2 separate regions of the Homo sapiens genome follow, and region 1 is linked to region 2. A link is a loop called in an ENCODE intact Hi-C map of the cell type or tissue named here. Cell type or tissue: endothelial cell of umbilical vein. All regions are shown on one strand.

Region 1 (2,500 bases), 240 kb before region 2:
GTTTTTCCCAAATTTAATGCAATTCCAACAAAAATCTTAAAAATCTTAGAAGTTTTTAAAAACTTGGCAAAATGGTTCTAAAATGTAAAATTATCAATGTCCGAAACAGCAAAAATATTTTGAAAAACAGGGATAATAAAAAGTGACTTAACTAGACTGTTAAAATGCTTAACATAGCTGACTAGATAGAGAAATCAATAAATGAAAATAGTAAAACCAGAAATAGGTACATATACAGAAGTTTATAGTGTATAATCCTGTTGGTATTAAAATCCATTGAATAAATATGAATTATTTATTAAATGTCGAGCGTTAACTATCAGGAAAATGTAATGCTATTTGTATCTTTACAGTATACAACAAAGTTAATTCTAGATGAATTACACCACCAACTATAAACAATCATACCAAAAATTAATGAATATAATATGGGAATAAATATTTCCATTCAGGAATGTGGATTTGACTATATGACATATTAAAATCTTCTTTGTATTACAAAACGTAGTAAGTTAAAGAACACAATAATAAAATATTTAATGAACATATGAGGAACTACTGAAATTCCCAAGTAAATCTTGAATGCTTTCTTAGAAAAATGTTTAATGAACACAAAGTTAGTTTACAGAGAAGTACAATAATAATAATAATGGCCAAAATAACTAGAGGAATAATATTTTTATATAACTATAATAAAACTTTAATTTTTAAATAGCATTTTAAAAATTAATAAATTTAGTAAATATTTAAAATGCTAAGAATTCTGGAGGACATGGTGAGAACTCATGTACAGTCTACAGAATTGTAAGTTTGCATAATGCTTCTGGAAGGGACTTTATAAAGTTATGTTAGTGTAATGATATTTCCATCATTATAACTGGATATAACTATCCATATGTGATTATTTAAGAAAGTTGTAATATGTGTTTATCGTAGAATATTATGCAGCCATGAAAGATGTATTTTTAAAGATGCTAATAGCTGAATTAATTGCTGTGAATTAAATCTATTTGTATATTTTCAAGATTTTCTGTATTTGATTTATATTATATACAATTATGTTATTTTGTAAAAACCAAAGAGTCTGCCCCACCACTGGTGATTCAGTAACACAATATTTGCCACAAAAAGCAGCTTATAATTACTACTCAAGACAATGGATTCTTATTGTCTTAGAAATACAACTTACTGTAACTTTGGAGGGAAACAATAATGTAAAACTTGTAATTGCTATGTTTCCAGTCCAAGGTTTGAGCACAAGGTGTCTTTTATATAATTTCAGATTTGCTTGTTCTTATTATTAAGACTTATGAAAGTTTTTAAAGTAGAATATATATAAAATAAAGAAAAAATATAAAGAACATTCTTAAAAAGAGCCTATAAAGAACTACTCCGCGTGGTCAGAAGAGGGAGCTTTTAGATTGCAAAAAAAGTAAAATTTTAAGCACTCTATTATCAGAAGTAATATTATTTCAAGTCCTCATATTGAATACTAATAAAAAAGTAGCCATGGAAACATTCCTTTATAATAACTTAAAAAACTTTTTGTTTCATGAAATATTGAACTTACCTTTATTCTTCATTGAGAGCATGTAGAATCTCACTCTAACCACTGTCTTCTGACGCTTTGCACATTTGACCTTTGTAAGTGTGGCTGATAAACCAGAAGGCTGCTGACCAGTTTCCATCTCCTGCTTTCCCTTTTCATCTTTGCAGGTCGCAGAGATGGCTACTGAGATAAGGGACAGGAGAGTGGAGAGCAAGGTGGCAACAACTAACCAACAACAAAATTAAAGATTTATTACGTATTATTGAATAAAGGTACAGAGGCAAAGTTCTCTGACCAACATTGTCCATTAAAGATAATACTAGAAATATAAAAGTTGAAACTATCCATCTAATCTGAAGCCTTTTTCTATGTCAATATTCAGATTTTAAAAACTAGTATTTCAGTTCCTAGTGCCTTCGTAAGCGATTCATAAACCTGACCGTGTTTATAGGTACGGCAGAAAATGAAGACCCAGGAGTGAGTTCTGTTATTATAAAAATCATGGCAGTTAGAAGTGTAACCTAGAGTGCAGAATGCAACAATAAGGAGGATAATTCTTTTTTAATTGGCATGGATCACACACCAGTTCCACATTCAATTAGTGGCTTTACATCTTGAAACAGAAGTAGAAAATTTGAAGTGAGTTCATGTACTCATAAGTAACATTCTAATTTGGGAAACAAATTATGAGAAACTCTATAAATAGGGTTAATTTTTTTCTTAGGTTTGTAACTTTAAAGAAAGAATTTGAAATGGTTACTCACCATGTATAATGCACAGTCTATGAAGGTTGATCATATCCAGGGGTGGAACCAGATAATTTCCATCCTGCAAGTGAAAAAAGAAAATAAATTGTTGTTTTCAGTGAATGCTGCAAAACACAATGAAAGTGAGTAACCCTGGGAGTGTAAAAGTCCCCCATTCTTCTGTGTGAATCAGTGCTCATCTAAA
Region 2 (2,500 bases):
ATGCACCAGTTAGCGGGACTTTCTCCTCTGTCATCAAAAGTCTGTGCCCAGGCAGAAATGGGGCTGTCTGTGTAAGGCTCACTTGAGGCCCCAAGTCATTCACTAAAGAGGCAGTTAGGAATCAGAGAGAGCAGGAAACCTCCGGCAAGGCTGGTTCATTAGTGCCTCTGCTGATTAATCAAGACCTGGCTGCCACTTTGTTAAATGCCCGGAGGTGGAGTTGGAGGCAATCAGCCCTGTGGAAGCTGCTTGATTGCTTCTCGAAGTGGCAGTTTGCTTTTGGACACTGGACTTGTTCTTGTCAGATCTGAATTGTGACCTTCAGTAAGAACAATGACCCTGCCTCCAAGTGCGGAGTCTATGGGCATACTATATAAGAGTCTGTTATACAGCCAGTCACACGTGAAGAAATAGCCGCAAAATCCCTGAGTGCAATTATATTTTGGTTTCATAAATGCAGCCCAATTATTGCATTTGTCTTCCTTTTGTATTTAGCTTGAAACAGCCACTCCCACTAAATGTGCCAAATGCTTTATTTTTGTCTCCATTTTTAGAGAGTACATCAGGAAAATGAAGTGAGCTCCCCCTCCCTCCCACAGTAAACAACCACATAACTGTAATAAGAAGCTTTCTGAATAATTTATAATTTGCAAACAAAAGTTCATCTGATTATGCTGAAATGACAGACACTCTGCCTAACAGTGTGTATTATCAAAGAGAGCTTTTTTCTTTTTTCCATTTTGGTGACTGACTATTTACACAAATTGAAGAGAAATAGCTATGTACACTATTACCTTTAAATTATTTTTTAATCTACCTTTTAATCTTTCAAAACTATACAGGAACAATATAATTATTCTCTGCCAATCACTGACAATGGCACATTCAAAAGCATTTTCCTATGCGGATGAACAAAAAAGACATTCAAGATAATGTGCAATTCATTGCTTCTTTTTTCCTAGGAAATGGGTGTTTCCGGGTTTTATATCATCAGTGACTCATGACTATTTTACGCTCTGTTTTCCTTGTTACATGGACAGAAAACATTTAAGACATATGATTTGCTGTGCAGCCACACCACCCCTTCTTGTCTCCTCTTGTCTTGGTGTCAGATGTGAAAATGATGGAGCTCTTATTTGTTTTAAAGCAAAAGTCTTTGATTAAAACTGATGGTTTGGTTGGAGCCACTTTGGGAGCTAATCAGACAATATAGAGAACAGAAACATTAATACTCCTCTCAAATAATGCCGGGGTAAAAATTGTACAATTTGGAGGGAAGTATGAAGTTTGGCTCATAATTTTGGCATTGATGATGAACCCTTTAAGGGGCCCCTCACTTATGTTTAGGTGATGAAATCCCATACTGTGATTGTTCTGAAAGTACAAGTCATGTCTGCACTGTAAACAATAGCTCTCTTACATTTTCAGAAGACCGGTAATTTTTCTTGAGAGAGTTCATTTGTTTTCTCAAATTATCTAGAATAGCAATCTGTCTTCTCCATATTATTATTACTTAATTTCACTTCAGGTTGGTTTTGGTAAATTTCCCTGGAGTTTGCCAAAACTTGGATATTGGGTTAAATAGGTATGCATAGCGTGGATTCATGTCCAACATCTGCTTTTTCAGAACATTCTACTAAAAGCTGGCAGGAATTAAGAATGTTCAAAACTGTACAATATAACATCTCTATCTTCTAGAATTTGAGAATTCTTTTTAAACAACAGAAAATCACTTTCCATAGACCATAGATTCTAACAATCTGCAAAGAGGAAACCTCTTTCAACATACTCTACTGGGCATTTTCCCCCAGGGATAGAGGAGGCTGCAGTGGCAGGTGCACTGCTCTTCATCAGCTCAGAACCCAAGAAAGCTATGGGAAACCTACCAAAGAGAACTGCAGGGTTCATGGTCATCTGAAGCCAGGTTTTTAGAGACATCTGGCCAAGCCTTTAGAATCAAGCATGGATTTAGAAATCATCTGAGAATCCACTGATTCTCATTCTCCAATGGGAAGTTCATCCCAGTACCATATGGGGCCAGCTGAGAATTCTGTCACCACACCAGCACCAGCACCCATCTGTTCTTTCTTATCTGAAGTGGTTAGAAGACGGACATGGGCTAGCTGTGAGATCAGCACCACTCATTGGGATCAGATGTACAGGCGCCCATTATTCCATCATCAGGGACTTTCATTCTTGGCCTGGAACTATTTGGTATCAATATTAAGAAATTCCATTAGACCAACATTTCTCTGGATATATTTTCACTAATATTTTACTTGGAAAGCAGCCACTAGCTCTTTTTAGACTTTTTAACAGTTGTCAGATGATTAAACTTTTCATTCTATAATAACTTAGGGTGGATTTAAACCATGCCATATCTCCTAGTTTCTGAATCATCCCATCTCTCCCCTATTAGCAAATTTAATGGTTAGGAGTAGGCAGACAGCCCACCAAGGACTTCTCAAATAAGAATGTTTAGAAAGGAGACACCTCCACA

What was found. Peaks named below come from ENCODE experiments on the same cell type or tissue, not always from the same donor. Only the 100,000 strongest peaks of a DNase experiment are listed, where the experiment ranks them.
Region 1: it touches region 2 in a loop (4-fold over the local background); 6 of 110 quality-filtered maps call a loop at or near these places.

The regions. Positions count from the first base shown.
Region 1 is chr18:64,096,264-64,098,763 of GRCh38, forward strand. LINC00305 (long intergenic non-protein coding RNA 305) reads right to left here. Exons shown (of 7, transcript NR_190189.1): 5 at 2,314-2,377; 6 at 1,571-1,732. Among named protein-coding and RNA genes, the nearest start is that of LINC01924, 6.6 kb to the right of the region's middle. In endothelial cell of umbilical vein, no CTCF peak of the experiment used is centred here; no DNase peak of the experiment used is centred here.
Region 2 is chr18:64,332,797-64,335,296 of GRCh38, forward strand. The region is part of intron 5 of LINC01924 (long intergenic non-protein coding RNA 1924); the gene reads left to right. Among named protein-coding and RNA genes, the nearest start is that of LINC01538, 74 kb to the left of the region's middle. In endothelial cell of umbilical vein, no CTCF peak of the experiment used is centred here; a DNase peak (open chromatin) is centred at 985; H3K27ac peaks cover 1,248 bases.